Regions from separate parts of the Homo sapiens genome. Here region 2 is linked to region 1. Evidence: chromatin loops called from intact Hi-C (ENCODE). Cell type or tissue: B cell. All regions are shown on one strand. Each heading gives the region's core, and the rest is flanking DNA. Links, peaks and the distances in the headings are about the cores only. Region 1 overlaps PLXND1 (plexin D1). Region 2 overlaps IFT122 (intraflagellar transport 122).

Region 1 (8,404 bases), core at 1,373-6,372:
CACGCGTATTTCCTACGGCCCCTCTGGGCCAGTCACAGATCTCTAAACCATGCCAGTAGCCCCAGCCTTTTTAATTGCAAATGATTTTCCTCAGAGCAAGGCTTAGGTGGAAGAAGGGCTGTGCTAGGGCAGCCTGTGAGGGCTTCCCAGAGGAGTGGGCATCAGAGCCAGAGCTGGAGGGATAAAGCAGATGCCCCAAGCAGAAACGGCAGGATGTGTGGTGGGAATGGCTTCGGCACAGGCCTGGAGGCCACGAAGCAACAGTCTTCCAGAAAGCAGCAGAGTGAGGACAGAGGATGGGGAGGGAGGAGTGAGGAGGACAGAGCAGAGGCTGGCACTGCTGGAGAAGGTAGGTGGGGGCACCGTGGCTACTCACTCCTCCGACACCGTGTATCTGTCAGGCAGTGGCTCACAGGCCACACCACCAATCCACACGCCGTGGGCCACGTCACTGAGCCGCCGGCCCAGGTTCCTTCCTCGGATGGTCAGCAGGGTCCCACCGTCCAACGGGCCACTCAGGGGCTCAATCTGCCAGGTGACCCGAGAGAGGGGCGAATGGGATCTGAGGCTGCAGGCCAGCAGGCTTCTGCCCACAGTCACAGGCACCCAGCAGGGCACAGCCGTGCAGACCCACTGCTTAGAGGAAGGTCTGGAGGCTCAGGTGGGGCTGGGACTGTGGCCACTTGGCAGGTCACTGTGCTGGCAAGGAGGATGTGGGTGTGCATTACTGAGCCCACGTGGGCCTGGGGACGCTACTTAGGGGGTCTCCTGGAGGATGCTGAGGTCAGCTTCCAGGAGCAATGTTTGGCCATGTCATTGGTGGCTTTAGTGATCATGGTATCCCCTGAAACTAACAACATTCAGCCCTCGGTGTCTCCTCCACGCCACACTTCCAATGCCTTCTATAATTTATTCATTTCCTTATTTATTACTGTCCACCTCCCCCACTGAAACATCAGCTCTGTGAGGCAGAGCACTTCCTTTTGTTCACAGGTGATACTGCACCCATGTGTCGGTGTATGTGCCGTTTGGGTCCCCAAGAAGTGGGACCCTCGAGGGCACTGCGCATGCGCCGTGCCGGAGTGCGGGTGCCACGTGCCTCCACTGGGCATGCTTACCGCGTGGATCTCGGGGGCGGGGCAGGTGCCAGCCATGGGCTGCAGAGGCCCCCGCAGGCGGCAGCCATCACTCCACATGCACAGGTGACCCAGGTCTTCGCGGCCCAGGCACTGGGAACAGTCGGGGCTGCCCATGGCACAGTTATAGACCATGACTGGGGAGACACGGGGCAGCTCGGTCAGCCCCGCTCTGCGGTGCATGCCCCAACACCGCTGTGCCCTCCACACACAACAACTGTCAAGAGGTCTGCGCCCCATCATTGTGGTGCCCCACCCAGAGGAAGTCCTGATTCTGGGGGTCAGGATCCCCTGAGGTTCTTAGCCCCTTCCCCAAACCCCTGGGGCCTGTGCTGAGCACAGTGCAGCCCCTGCTTCATTGATTTCCTTCCCCTCACAGAGACTCCAGCTGGGAGCCTCAGGTCAGCCTCACTTTACAGAGAAGAGGCTGACGCTCAGACAGGAGGGACTCGCCTGAGCTCACGAGGCCTGTGGGTGGTAAAGCCAGATCCCACCCAGACCTCAGTGGGTCTGATCAACCCCGGCGGGGCCCTAGGATGCTGGGGATCCCTGAGTAATGTGGACTATGAGTACTTTGGGGCTTCAAACCCTCCAAGTAGCCCAAAGAGGAGGGCAGGGAGGGTTCTCCAGGACCTTGGGTATGCAGGGCCGTTCTGGGACCTTCATGGTGGGAATCTGGAGGGCACCACGTCCACCAGGGATGCCTGAGACTCCCCATGAACAGAGGAGCCCCTGGAGAGTGGACCCAACACAGACAGTCACAGCAACTGCACAGCTGCCACGCGAGGGGAGCTGACCACACCCCAGATGCCACGCTCAAGGTTGGGCGAGCCCTGGCTCATCAGGTCCTTACAAGCTCTGCAGAGGGACTGTGTCCTGTTTCCTATGGGGACGATCAGGCCCAGGAAGGCAGGGGAAACTATGCACGGAGACCCCAAGGCCTGGAGCCTGGCATGGCATGGCAGGGCTGGGATATGAGGCTGTGTGTGTGCTGGAGAACAATGGGGTGGGACATCTGCGGCTTTGGGGCAACCACTGGAATGAGTCGCACAAGGCTGAGCCCCACCCACTGCACTGAGGCCCCGAGGCCATGTGGGGCGGGTGGGGGTGCCCACCTGTCATGGGCTCAGGGCTGTCCAGGAATCGGGCTGGCCGCCCCTTTAGTTGGAGGCTGAGCGGGAACACCTGGCTCTTCCGGGTCGTGTGCAGCTGCAAAAGGGCAGAAAAGAGCATAGGGGGCATGGGCAATGCCTGGGGCTCTGCTGGGGATGGGTGTCATGGAGGCAGATGAAGTTGGGGCTGCTGGGGATGGGGGAACCAGAAGGTAGAGAGAGGCAGGGTGGGGTGAGGGGTACAGCATCTGGACTTAACGCAGGCCCGCCCTCCGCCCATGCTGGAGTCACCCCACTCACCACCACCTGGTCACAGCGTACAACAGACTCATTCACCCACACAGCCTCGAAGATCTCCTCCAGCCCAAAACTACACTCCAGGGCTGCACCCTGTGGGAAACAGGGAGTGGGAGGCGGGTTTGAGGAGAACCAAGCCAGCATGCATTGCCCTCTAACTCCAGCAGGACACCACGGGCTCCTGCTGGGAAAGGTGGGCTTGGTCGAACTGTCAGGCCTTTGCATGGGCTGTCCCGTCCCCCAAAATCCCCTTCCTGGCCATCACGTCCAATGTTTGAGGGAGGCAAGCAGTGCAGGAATGCCAAGAACTTTGGCCTCATGCGCTCAGCACCACTAAAAGCCTCTCCAGCATCCCCAGTGATCTAACCCAGGGGCCTTGTATTCAGCTCCTAAGGCTCCACTCCCAGCGGGGTTCCCCTGCTCTTCGAGCCTTCCCACCTCCCATCCTGCCCTACCAGGCCCTGCTCAGACGTGCCCCAACGCCCAACACGGCCAGACTCTCCTGCCCCGGCCTTTGCCTGAGCCCTCCCCTCGCCTGAACACCTGTCTTCCTTTCTACCACCCAGCAAAGCTCAACACAGCCTTCAGGATCCAGCTTAAAAGCCCCCTGTTCTGAAGCCTTCCCAGATGCTGCCCTCAAATCAAAGGGGTGTGCCTCACTTGATCCTCATTCATTCCCTCAGCAGCAACTATTCAGGTGTCTGCTGGGGCACTACGAAGCTCCTAGAGCTGCCCCCATCCCTGTGTGCCAGGCATCACCCTTAGCCTCTTGCCTGGCTGCTTACCTGTCCCCTCGCCAACCGGGGACGGTCAGGGCTCGGCCGCTCTGACACCACCCCCAAGGGCAGCAGAAAGCAGCTGGAAGAGCCCTGGCCTGGGTTCAAACCCCACCTCTGCATGTCCCAGCTATGTGACCTCATGCAAGTTGACCCCTTCTCTGAGGCTTGGTTTTCCTACCTGGACAATGGGAATAGGGTTGCTGGGAAAACTGGAGATTGTGTACCTCAAGGGGCCGCACACGGTAGGGGCCTAATATGTGCTTGCTATCATTAGTATGCAGGAGGTATCCAATAATGTTTGTGTCATGAGGCTCAGTTCCCCAGGCTCATCTGGCCTTCTCAGGAGCAGCACCAATACATATTTGCTGAGTAAACAGACTCAGGTTTTGTGTATTACGCCAAGCACCCAGCCAGCTGCGTGGCAGAGCTTCCTGTTTATGTCCCTGTGGCTGGCAGATGTGACACCCTGAGGAGAATGCAGGTCAACCTCCCTGCTTCTGGGGTCCCAGCCCGGAAGCTAACACAGGAAAGTGGCTGCTGACGGGGCCAAAAGCCCGTTTTGTCCCCTGCCATGCTGAGCTGGAGATGGGTCCCTCCTCTTAGTCCTCAGCCACCTCAGAACAGCACACCCGGCCCGTCCCAGAGCTCCCCAGGGTGTAGGCTCAGCAAACAGGCCCCCACCGCTGGGCCTGACTTCAGTGTTCTAGGAGCAGGCCCTGGGGAGCAGGAGGGCAGGCGCCCCTGCAGCTCGGTCAGAGTGGAGGCTGCCCCACCACACAGCTGGGAAGAATCGGCAGGACTCAAGTCAGGCTCACACCTCCCCATCCCAGGCGCCCACGGCCCAGGGGCAGAGCCATCCTGCCCACCCACCCAGCCCCCTGGCTGATCCTGGAGGCGCTTGCCCCAACTCCTGCAGGGTGGGGCTTGAGGGCTGAGGGCAGGCCCCACCCTAGCCCTCCCAGAGCTCCAGCCCCTGCCACGAGGCTTCCCGACACATCCCAGATGCCCGGCACGTGGCCACCACGTGTGACAGCTCTCACGGGCCTCAGCTCCTCCATGGAAGTAACAGATGGCGAGTTCCAGGGAGGTGGGGAGGGGGGTGGCTGGCACGCCTCCAGGACTCGTCAACGCTTCCCACCCAGGACGCGCCTCCAGGAGGGGTCCAGAAAGGAGCTGCGTCCCCAACCCCCAGCCCAGATGGTGGGGGCGGGGCTAGTTGCAAAGACGAGCACTGGTTGGGGAGTCCAGAGCTAAGCACAAGTCCAGCCCTGTGTTGTGTGATCTGGCGTCATCTACTTTTCCTTCCTGGGCCTCATCTTCCCCATCTGGACAATGGGGAATGGGGTGGCCAAGGGGTTCTCTGGTCATTCTGCAGGGAAGACATGGAAGCCACCCACGGGGCAGTGGGCTCGGCGGTGGGTGGGTGTGTCCAGGGTCACAGCTCAGGCTAAGGGAGGACAGGATAGGGCAGCGTCCACCCTCCGGCTGTGGCACGGGGCAGGAGAGCCTGGGGGCACTGGCTTTCCCTTGGCAGCTGTTGGCCCCCAGCTGTCCCCCTTGGCCTGGCCCTCACCACTTCCTCTTCTTGCAGCCCCGTGCAGTCAGAGTGGGGCTTCCTCATGCAGAAGGTGGAAACTCAGAGAAAGAAAAGCAAAGCCCACACAGGTGCGAAAGCACTGCAGTGGGCCCAGAGCAGGGGTCACACCAGGACATGGGGGCAGTTAGTGGCCTGCGTGCTCCCCGGCCTCCTCCTGGCCCCACCCGGCGCTGGCCTGGCTTCTACTTACCTGGAAAAAGGCAGTGTTGGCCAGAGGCACCAGGATGTTCTGGGAGCCACCCGTAGGCACGGGTGCCAGGGGTGAGAGCAGGGTCCGGGGGCAGTCCTGAGGGCTCTGCAGAGGAAACAGAAGGAGAGGGTGACACAGGGGCATTTCAGAGAAGAGGCAGGAGGACTCACTGCACCCCAGCCTGCCTGGTTCAGTCCTGCCTTCCTGAGGAGAAAACACTAGTCATTCAGTCCTAACGGCCACCAGCCCCACCCCGTGCCTCCCACTCGCCACCACCCTCCATCCTATGGGCAGGTCGCATTGGCCCTGTTTAAAGATGAGGAAGGTGGGCACAGGCAGATGGCATAACCCGCCCAGTGGTGGGGCCAATTTCCTCCATGAGTGCTCCCTGGCCTCAGACGAGGCTGGGAGGCTGAACTCCAGGCCCAGCTCCTCCCTGTCTCTGGGCCTCACCTTTCCCAATAGTAGAACAGGGGGGCTGCACCCACTCCCTGAGATGCCCCCAGGGCTGAAACTCCAGCTTCCTGACTGACCCGTGTTAAGCGATTCAGAAAAGAGAAACCTTGGGCTTCCAAACAGCCCATAGGAAAGGCACAGGGAGGGCTCTGAATACCAGGAGGACATTTCAGAGGGCCAGATACCACCGGTCTCCAGGGGACACCCCTCCCCACAGCCCGGGTATAAGTCACAGCCTCTAGGTGAAGGTGCCAGCCCCAGATACTCCCAGGAAGGGCCCCGGGCTCATGGGGGGACAGCACATGGTTGGCTCTTGTTTGGTGGTGGAGTCACTGAGGCCTGGCAGAGCAGCTGCTTCATGGAACGAAAGAAGGAGGGAGGAGGGAGGGAAGGAAAGAAGGAAGGAGGGATGAAGGATGGAAGGGAGGGAGGGGAGATTGAGCCTCCAAGAGCAGTGAGCTGCCTGAGGGCGGAGGACAGGGCTGGCCCCTGAAGCCCCAGGTGTCTTGACTCTGGGGTCCTCCGAGCTGGGGCGCGTGTTAAGATGCAGAGGTCTAGCCCCGCTGCAGGGATTCAAGGCCTGGTTGGGAACTGCTGTCTCCAGGCTCCTGGGATCCATGCTCCACTGTACAGAATAAGAAACTGAGGCCTGGGGGAGGGGCAGAGACCAGAGGCAGGGCTGTTCCCGCCATGTCCACCTTAGTGATCGCTCTGAGCTGGGAGGTATGGACCCCCCAACCTGCCCTGTGTTCTCCAGCTTTGGTGGCCCCAGTGAGCCATTCCTGCCTCCTCCTGCTCCCGAATCTGACCTGCTGGGACCATGAGCAGGGCAGGACTGGGGACCTTGGAGCAGCCACACCCATGCCAAGGGGACTACAACCACCCTTCAGCTCAGGGACTTCCTACTCTGCCCTCCTTCCCAAGGCTGGTTGCAGAAGGATCTGGGTTAGAATCAGGCCAGAAAGCAAAAGCGTCCATGGGCCACGTGTGTCCACGTGAGGTCACCCAGCCAGGCCAAAGGCCTTGGGACAAAATATGAGACGCTTCTTTATTCTACACCAGATGAGAGCAGGACAGGGACTGATTCCCCTCAGGGACCCCAGCCCAAAACCGGACCTCGAGGGGATGCCAATGCCAACAACAAGAACTGATGACGATAATGCTAATAACAGTGGCAGTCACCAGCTCATCTAGCCCTCCCTCTGCTGGGACCGTTCTGAGCACTTTGCACTCTTTTAATTTACCAAATTCTACTCCCAACAACCCTAGGAGGTAGATACTATCATTACACCCACTTTACAGAATAGGAAACTGAGGCACACAGAAGCAAAGCAGTTTGCCTACAGTGGAATGAGCAACACAGGAAGGCTCCAGTTGTCCAGACCATTTGCTGACCACGAGACCAGAGTGGTGAGTTCCCCTAGGGACAGGGTCTGGTGCAGACCTCAGGGGCTTGGCAAGAGAAGCAGCATAGCCAGGCCCGGGTGCTGCTGGCTCCCTGTGCCAGAATACACGAGCCACTGACCCTCTCCGGGCCTCCGTGTTCCTACCAAGGAGGGGCCCAGACGGAGTCAGCGGCGGGCCCCCTGCAGACCGCAGGCTGCCATCCTGTGCTGTGTGTAAACCCCACGGAATCCGAGGGCATGGAATCCATGTTTCCACTCAGGCCTCGAAGCCACTGCCAGGTCTGCTTTGCGGCTGGCTGGGGCCCAGCCTCTGTCCTCCTGGCCCCAGCCCACCCGGTGGGTAGGTGTTGATGTGGGGCTGAGGTGTGAGAGTCAGGGCAGGAGGCGCTCTCACAAGAGGGCCCCCACAGTGAATGATGTGTGACCATCCCCGAGGGCCACCCCACTCCCCTTAGCCACTTGTAACCTGTGGCCAGGTGGATGCTCACCCCCATTCTAGAGAACCGAGGCTGGAGGAGTCCTCGTGGCTCTCACAGGGCCTCTCCTAAACTCCAGGGGAAGAACTGGTGTCCCAAACCATCAAGGCACTCAACAACCCAGGGACCCTGAATCCACCTGGTCCCTCCCTACGTCTCTGTACCCCCAGGGACCCCCACAATTGCCCCCATGTTCCTACCACCCCACTCTCTCCACTGGCCCGTAGTGACCACCTACACCTATGAGTGGTCCTTGGGAAGCCACCCCCAGGGAAGCTACCTCATCCCTCAGGCACCTGCAAACGGGGCACACATCCACCTTCCTCCCAGCCTCCCCTAAAGCTGAAGCCCTCCTTCCAGCATCCTCCACTTTGCACATCTTTCACGCGGGGACCATGAGGGACAATGGGAACGTGACAGGAGACTCAGGCCCTAGCACCTCCCTTCCCAGGGACACTTCTCCCGGCTCCCGAGGGGCCACGTGGTGTGCAGATCCCGCTGCCTGCTGCCTGCTGTTCACACAGAGACCACGGCACCACTACGACTAACTGGCACTTCATTAAATGCCAAATTAAACATCAGTTCAGAGCCTCCTGCACGCCCGGGGCAGAGCTGCCTCTTCGGCTAGTTACTGTAATTCTCAGACAGGCTTCCTCTGTGCCTCCACCCCAGCTCCTGGCCTGAAGAACTGCAGACCTGGGGGACAGCCATCTGACAGGACGCTGCCATGGAACTCCCTCCCAGCTGGTGAGCTCCTATGCATCTCTCAAGACCCAGCACGAAGGTCCCCTCTCAAGAGAAATCCTCTCTCTGAAATCCTCTCTCTGAAATCCTCACTCTGGCCCACCCACAGAGAGTGGCCATCAGTTCCCAAGGTGCATGGTGGCTTTGTAGTGAGCATCTACTATGTGCCAAGTATAGAGTTGGTATCTTACGGGCATAATTCCAGATCCCC
Region 2 (8,404 bases), core at 3,228-8,227, 51 kb before region 1:
CTGCCAAGCCCCCTCCCCTTGAGAGGCAGTGCGTCCTGGCCCCAGGCGTAGGGCTGATGAGCACTAGGGCTTCAGCCTGGTCTTACAGCTGTCTTCCCTTAGATGTTCCATTCTGAGGACTATGAGTTGCTGGTGCTTCAGCATGGCTGCTGCCCCTACTGCCGCAGGTGCAAGGATGACCCTGGCCCATGACCAGCATCCTGGGGACGGCCTGCACCCTCTGCCCGCCTTGGGGTCTGCTGGGCTGTGAAGGAGAATAAAGAGTTAAACTGTCAGAATGTGTTTCTTGCCCAGATGAAGTTTGTGTTTTGTGGGGGGGGCCTTGTGTAACCACGGAATTCCTATTTATGGCATTTCATGCCTTGTAAATAGCACCAGGAGATGAGGAAGAGAATGTACATATATTTTCTAAGGAAAAAAATCTGTTACTTTCAGAACGGCTCCGAGTTGTTCGTGGCAGCCTGCTGGAGTCCGCCGATCTGTCAGACCGTTAGCATGTACATTTTGCCAACAGATTGCCTCAATAATGACAAAAGGGCTCCTTATTTTCATCAGCATCTACATTTTAGCAAATCATCTTATTGTCTGCAACTTAATTTCCGTATGCAAAAGTGCACCTGTTTCTAATTTGAAAGGAACATTACATTTGTGTGCTCTTAACATTTAATCAAAATGGCAATATAGAAAGGGGTGGGGGAGCAGGGGGTTTTTTTGTTTATTTATTTTGATTTAATGGGGATCCATCTTGACAAGAGAAAATACGTGGGTCCAAAGAAGATGGCAGGAGTTTAAAAAAAGGCTCCTGTTTGGTAGCCCAGTCAAGGCTCCTGTCCAGGCTCTGGAGCCGCCCTCTTCCATCCACCTTCCCCAGCCCCACAGAGCAGCCCCAGCCCAATGGAGACTCTTCCCTTTGGAACAGCTCCTTAAGCAGGGGGTTTCCGTTTGAGATTCCAGACTGCCAAGGTCTGTTCCCTCAGGCATCACTGGTGTCCAGTCCAACAGCTTGAGGGCATGGAAGGAACAGCACACAGAAGCTAAGGAGAACTCACATGTATGGGGGACGTTTTTGGCACCAGCCACGTTCCATGCTGTCTCAGGCCTCTCAGCAGCCCTGTGAAGGAAGAGTTATGATTTCCAGTGGGGCTGGGAAGGGGGTTGCCAGGGCCCAGGGGCTGCCTCCAGCCCTGGGAGGGGCGGCCCATGATGTGTCCAGCCCCAAGGCCCTGCCCCTTTCACCCCCAGTCCACCTGCCAGAGGTGGCAATGCAGCACTTCATGAAAAGCCCAAGAACAGCTGGCACAGGCAGGAGAGAGGGTGTGGGCTGTCATGCCATGCCGAAACGCACCCTCCCCTCGTGCTGCAGTATTGATTCCTTACAACCTACCTGTGCAGGGGTCAGGGCAGGGCAAATATGCCCACTGGAGGGACGCAGACACTGAGACCCCAAGGAGAGTGGCTGCAGAGGCCCCCAGTGGGAAGTGTCGGAGCTAGAGCCCCATCCCAGAGCCCTTGCCCCACCCCAGACCGCCCCTCCTCCCTGCCTCCCTCCGCATCTCTCTGGAGATGATGGAGGAAAATAAAGAAAGGGAGCCAGACAGTTGTGCCAACAGAACTCCTCCGTCGAGTGTCTAATTACTTACCATCATGCATGCGCTCTCTCACTAAACATTTATTAATGTGTTAGGATTTCCATTAGCGCATGACTTCAACTGAAATCATTTGCATATGGCTGGGAAAAAGGGGAGAGGGAGAAAACAGCTCCAGCTACCCAGCAGTCAATCACAGTGACAGATCAGATGGTCCCTGGCTGGAGGCAGGGGAGGGTTCCAGCCGAGACTCCAGCATGCATCCCCTCAGCCGAAGAACACAAAAATGAGTGTGCTGTGCCGGGCTCTGCTGCCCCAGGAAGCTCAGCTCTAGAGGCCTGAGTAGGACCCCTATTCATTCAGATGCACTTTCCGTGCATCATCCAAGGCTGCCTATTACACAGGTGATGACACTGAGCCTCAGTCATGTTATTTTTCATTCAGCAAATATGCATTAAGCCAAGGCATATTTGGTCGCACCTGGGTGCAACCTTTGTGCATAAGCCCTGTGTCTGGCTGCTTTTCTCTCTCAGCCTGATCTGGGTCTGAACCAAGTCCAGTCTTTTCTCCAAGGCTGTTTCCCCATCTGCACAAAAGGGCCCCCTCCAGCTCTGACTCTGAGGTTCCAGCCTCAGTCTGCGTCTGTGAACAGCGCTGGATGATGATCCTGTTGACCCCTCAAGTGCCTGTGACAAGGAAGGCACCACAGGGACCTGGTGATGCCCATTGAACTAAGAGGACACTGAGGCCAGAGAGGAGCAGCTGCTGAAGGCTGCACGGTGGGGCAGTGATTCTGGCCTTTAGCCTGTAGTCCCAACTACTCAGGAGGCTGAGGTGGAAGGATCAATTGAGCCAAGGACAGGAATTCAAGGCTGCAGTAAGCTATGATTGCACCACTGCACTCCAGCCTGGGCAACAGAGCAACATTCATCTCTAAACAACATTTAAAAATTGTTTTAAGAAGACAAATGAGATAACTGTTGATCGTAATGGCTGTGTAAAAACTGAACATGGCTGGGTGTGGTCGCTCACACCTGTAATCTCAGCACTTTGGGAGGCCAAGGCAGGAGGATCGCTTGAGCCGGGAGTTAGAGACCAGCTCAGACAATATAGGGAGACCCCATCTGACTGGGACTGGTCCTGATCTCTCATCTCCAAGTGCTCAACATTGTGCCCATGTTCTTGGAAGGAGGAAGTAAGGGAGAGGTAGACTGAGCAGCCTCAGGTGGACCTGACTGGAGACGCACCTCAGGCAGCTGGAGGTCCCCGGGCCTTGGTTTCCCATCTGTCCCCAGCAAGGCTGTGAAGCTAGGAGCCCCTGGTGGCTGTCACACAGGTGGGCAGAGGCCCCTCCTCCAAGGTCGCTCTGTGTCTCTTCCCTGGCTTGGAGTCTGTGTGCCCACAGCAGAGGCCACCACTGGGCAGGGTGCTTACCCCGAGCCTCCCTGATTCTCCCCCTGCAGATCCAGAACACTGGCCTGGTATGGAGACCTCGTCATGGCCCTCCCTGCTTGCCACCCGCAGTAGCTGCCCATGCAATTCAGCCAACACCCAGACCCCTAGGCCTGCCCTCTATCCCCAGCACGCCACCCTGGGGGGCCCAGCACCTCCAGGCCCAGCTGGCCCTCCCTACCTGCCCTGCTTGGGAGACTCTTTTGACCCTCCTGGTCCACCTTTTGCTCCTCTGGGCTCCCACAGCACTGGGACTGGGAGAAAATGCTCATCTCTCATGTTTAGTTTCCGATCAGTACCCCCTGAGACTGGGAGCCCCTTGAAAGCAGGAACCATGTGGGATCCACCTCAGCGTCCCCAGGGCCTGGCGCATATAAGGAGTTTGGCAAATGCTAGGGTAGAAAAGAGAAAGAGGAAGGAGGGAATGAGAGCTGGTCTTTCTCCCTCCCTTATTCCCCCTTGATGCTCTCAGTACCGCTGAAGGCCTCATGTAGCCTTGGTGACGCAGCCTGGTGGGGCTGAGCCATGTGGGGGACCAGGAGAAAGAAAGCCAAGGAAGAGGAGGAGGAGGAGGAGAAGGAGGAGAAGGATGCTGACCTAGCAGCTCCTCTCACAGCAGCTCCTCTCTTGCAGAGGCTGAAGAGCGATTTGTGCCCTGCAAGCTAAGCCCCTAATCCACCGAGGCAAAGGCAAAGCCCCTAGCCGGGCTCCCGAGGGCTGGGACTCGGGTGCCCCAAGATGGCTGCATCCAGCCATCTTGGCTTAGAAAGCCCCCCACATGCCAGCTTGGCCAACACCCACACCATGGGTTTCTCTGGACTGCCCGACACAAGGTGTGGGTGCTGGCCAGGCCTGTGTTCAAATCCCAGCTCTGCAGAGGAACTTTGACCCTGCATACCCCAGATTCCTCAGTGGTCAGTGGGGAGTTAGACCCTCTTCATAGGGGGCAGGAGGAGTTGTTCATTCATTCAACAAATGTTTATTGAACACCTCCTATGGGTTGTGAGCTCAGAGGCAGCGATGAACAGGCCAGGCTGGTCCTGCATTCTAGAAATAGATGGGAAGTCAGTCAATAAGTAGACAAATGAGGCCAGGTGTGGTGGCATGCCTGTAGACCCAGTTACTCGGGATGCTGAGGTAGGAGGATCACTTGAGCCTAGGACAGGAATTCAAGGCTGCAGTAAGCTATGATTGCGCCACTGCACTCCAGCCTGGGCAACAGAGCAAGACTCATCTCTAAAAAACATTTAAAAATTGTTTTAAGAAGACAAATGAGATAGTCGCTGATGGTAATGACTGTGTAAAAACTGAACATGGCTGGGTGTGGTTGCTCACACCTATAATCTCAGCACTTTGGGAGGCTGAGATTACAGCCTCCCAAGTGGCTCCCAAGGCAGGAGGATCACTTGAGCCTGGGAGTTAGAGAACAGCTTGGACAATATAGGGAGAGCCCAACTCTACAAAAATGAAAATAAATTAGCCAGGCATGGTGGCACACACCAATGGTCCCAGCTACTCAGGGGTTGAGGTGGTGGACCGCTTGAGCCCAGGAGGTTGAGGCTGCAGTGAGCCATGATCATGCCGCTGCACTCCAACCTGAGTCACAGAGTGATACCCTGTCTCAAAAAACAATAGGCCAGGTGTGGTGGCTCACGCCTGTAACCCCAGCACTTTGGGAGGCCGAGGCGGATGGATCACTTGAGATCAGGAGTTAGAGACCAGCCTGGCTAACATGGCAAAATCCTGTCTGTACTAAAAATATAAAAATTAGCCAGGCATGGCAGTACATGCCTGTAGTCCTGGTTACTTGGGAGGCTAAGGCAGGAGAATCGCTTGAACCCAGGAAGAGGAGGTTGCAGTGAGCCAAGATCACACCACTGCACTCCAGCTTGGGTGACAGAGTGAGACCCTGTCTCAAAACAGCTAAACCTGGTGGGGGTGCCTGGTGTGTAGGATGGTCAGGGGTGGTCTCTCCAAGGACATGAGTGTGAGCGGAGACCTGAAGGAGACTCAGGAAGAGATTAATACTGTCAGCAACAAATATATTGATCACTTACAAGCACTCCCAATAATCCTATTAGGTAGGCACTATTATCATTCCCATTTTACAGAGTGGAGAACCGAAGCACACTCTCGGGAGGGCGGGGTAGCTGGCTGCACCCAGGCTGTGTAGCCTCAGTCCAGATGTAAGGGTGGGTGGAAAAGAGCCTTGCCCAATGAGGGAGAACAGTGAAACCAAGGCCATAGGGTCTAAAGATTCACGAACCAGGCTCTCATGGAGAAAGCAGGTGAGGTTTACTGTATAGATGGGTGTGCCCCTACCCCACACTGAGGCTTCCTCGTCTGAGCAAACTGAGGCCCAGAGAGGGGAAGGAAGCAGGACTACCATGGTGACTCAAAGACCAGCTAGAATCCAGCCTCCTCTCCTCGAGGCTTCCACTGCCCCACGCCAGGCCTGTGTGACTCAGTCTAGGGCCTTTCCATTACCCCAGCTAAACCTTTCTTTAGTCATTTATACCATGGTGTGAATGGCTGGCTGGTCTTTCCTGAGAGCTATCTTTGATGAGGGGAGGGAGGCATAGCCAGGTTTGGGAAGCTGATACCCCAGGAAGCCCAGTTGACTGTGTGGGTTATAGCCCAGGCTGTCACTGATTTGTAACGGGACCTGAGCAACTCTGCAGAGCTAGGCCTCAGTCTTTTCATCTGCAAAATGGATATAGCAGAGATGGTCAGAGTAGGTGACTTCGAATGACCCTTCCAGCTCACTATGAGTCTGTTTTCCTGAACAAAGAGCATTTTTTGTTTAAAAAAAAATTTCTTGGGCCGGACACGGTGGTTCACTCCTATAATCCTGGCACTTTGGGAGGCCGAGGAGGGTGGATCGCTTGAGCCAGGAGTTCAGGACCAGCCTGGGCAACATAGCGAGACTCCACCCCTACAAAAAATACAAAAACTAGTGGTGTGCACTTGTGGTCCCAGCTACTCAGGAGGCTGAGGTGAGAGGATCGCTTGAGCCCAGGAGGCAGAGGCTACAGTGAGCTATGATTGTGGCACTGCACTCCAGCCTGGGCGACAGAGACCTTGTCTCAAAACTTTTTTTTTCTTCGTCAAGCTTTACAGAATAAAGAGCACTGTCACCTCAGTGATGGCTGTTAGTTCCCCATCACCAGGGCTCCATGAGGTTGCAATTGTGAAACTCACAAAGGAGGAACCTGAGACAGAGAGGGGAAGTACTGAGATCATCTAGGTCCATTCCCCCACTCACTCGTTCATTCAACAAATATTCAGGAGCACCTTCTAGGTGCCAGGCCCTGGAGACACATCAGTGAACAAAACAGACATCATCCCACCTCTTTCCACTACAGGCCAAGCACCATGCTGGTCTCTGGGAACCCTGTTGTGAGCAAGACAGACCCAGGCTTACCCTTGTGGACTCATGTTACAGGCAGGGAGACGGGCACAAAACACAAATAAAAAGCTTCCATGCTGTCAGAAGCACTATGCAAAAAGCAAGATGCTGAGGTACTGCTAAGCTGTGTGGGATGGGGGCTCAGCCCGGCCAGGGAGGGGCCAGTTGTGGGTCAGTCTTGACCCAAGGCATCCAGGACACCCTCCTTCTGGCCATGAGGGTCCACGTCAGAATCAAACCCTCACCTTAACCTCATTAGCGTTGGGCATAATCACCAGGCCAAGCGCCTTAAACTACGAGAGGCCCCATCCCACCCGCCCTGCCTTAGCCCTGCCACGTGTGCCAAACGCTGTTAGACCCAACACCACCCAGGCCAGGTAGGGGGCTGGAGCCCAGGTGGGCTGCAGGGAAGGGGGCACTCTTCTGAGCAGACAGATCTGGGAATCCTGGGTGGGAAGAGAGACAGTGAGAGAGAGATTAAGGGATATTTCCCAGGCATCAGGGCTTTGCACTCTCAGGGGTCCTTCCGCCTGGATGTCCTTCCCCTGAAGCTTCCTCCTGTTGTTCCGTTCTCAGCTCAAGCTCCAGCTTCTCAGAGAAGCCTCCTGTGTTGGGAGTGGCTGCGACTGAACTGTCCCTACTGTTATTCGCTCTTCTATTTGTTTGTGGTCCCTGTGCCCCCTCACCCCACAAAAACACTGGCTTCTTGTGAGCAGGAGCTTGCTCTTTCGTGTACCCTGTGTGTCCCCAAGGACCAAGCACCTTGTCTGGGCCACAGTAGGTGCTCAATACACATGTTGGCTGGACAGTGGTCACTGAGCGGCCGCACGTCGGGCACTCTCAGCACTTGCACAGGCCGCCCCAGACACCCCACTTCATTCCTGGGAGGTGTCATCATGTTGCTTGGACGACGGGGAGAGGGGGACCTGCCAGTGTTGGCCTCCATTTTCCCCCAGTCATCTGCCCCCAAGGCTCTGACTACTTTCTTTCTCACGGTACATCCTGCTATTCTGGAATCGGCCCTCGTGGGGCCACCTGGTACATGGCATTTGAGGCCCTCGTGGCTGATTAGGCCTCCCCCAACAGTGCCCTGTCTGCTGCCTCCAGGGCCAGCCTCCCCTTCAGACTGGAGTCCCCTGAAGGGTTCTGCCCCTCCCCTGCTCTGGTAGCCCCCTCCATCCTCCCTCCCTCCACTCCATCTTTGGGGGCATTTGAGTCACCTTTCTACACCAGTGATCTGCCCAAGCCACTGCTCACTTTCCTCTGGATAAAGCCAGGTTCCCCGGCCTAGCGTTCAAGACCCATTACAACTGCCCCCAGCCCAGATCTTCCCCACCTAGCCACCTGGCAAACTGCTCCTTCTCTCAAAGGCCCAAACATGGCCTCCCAGACTGCAACCCCCAGGCAGTCAGGCCCTGTCTCCACAACCTCACAGCCACCCTGGACGGAATCTGCTTCTTCCCACATTTGAGTCCTCCTCAGCCCCTGAGCTCCTCTGGGCAGGGCTGTTTCTTTCCATCTTTGTATTCCCAGGGGCCTGCAAATAAATGTTTAATGAACGAACAAGAGAGTGAATTCCAATTCCATGCAACAAGGATTGGGCTCCTGGGCCCTAGGCTATGTGTCTGGCACCAGAAACGGAAGCTGCAGGTTGCAGCCCCTGCCCTCATGGAGCTCCTCCTGTCAGAGGAGTGTGGGGACTGGATGACTCCAGAGGTAACTTGTGGGGGAACGAACAGGTAAGGGGCTGTGTGACGAGATGAGAGACTGGGAGAATAAACCAGAAAGTCTCTAGCTGTCCAGAGGACATAGCACAGAGGCCCATGGTCCCTATTTCAAACCCAGGCCACCAGACTGAGCTGGGACCTTGGGACAGACAAGTCATGCAGAAGTTAGGGGACCTTCTCCTCCCTTTTCCTGGATCCTGAGTACCTCTCCTCCCTGACCTCAGGCTTCC

The links. Peaks named below come from ENCODE experiments on the same cell type or tissue, not always from the same donor. Only the 100,000 strongest peaks of a DNase experiment are listed, where the experiment ranks them.
Region 2: it touches region 1 in a loop (15-fold over the local background); 4 of 110 quality-filtered maps call a loop at or near these places.

What each region holds. Positions count from the first base shown.
Region 1 is chr3:129,573,218-129,581,621 of GRCh38, forward strand. PLXND1 (plexin D1) reads right to left here. Exons shown (of 36, transcript NM_015103.3): 9 at 5,112-5,216; 10 at 2,549-2,638; 11 at 2,252-2,345; 12 at 1,119-1,273; 13 at 377-528. Among named protein-coding and RNA genes, the nearest start is that of PLXND1, 29 kb to the right of the region's middle. RefSeq lists enhancers at 1-564, 3,470-4,196. In B cell, for the core only: no CTCF peak of the experiment used is centred there; DNase peaks (open chromatin) are centred at 3,224, 3,844, 4,434, 4,924 and 1 weaker place; H3K4me3 peaks cover 1,370 bases; H3K27ac peaks cover 2,730 bases.
Region 2 is chr3:129,520,074-129,528,477 of GRCh38, forward strand. IFT122 (intraflagellar transport 122) reads left to right here. Exons shown (of 30, transcript NM_052989.3): 30 at 103-434. The coding sequence ends at 192. Among named protein-coding and RNA genes, the nearest start is that of RHO, 4.4 kb to the right of the region's middle. RefSeq lists a silencer at 6,119-6,319. In B cell, for the core only: no CTCF peak of the experiment used is centred there; a DNase peak (open chromatin) is centred at 6,248; H3K27ac peaks cover 762 bases.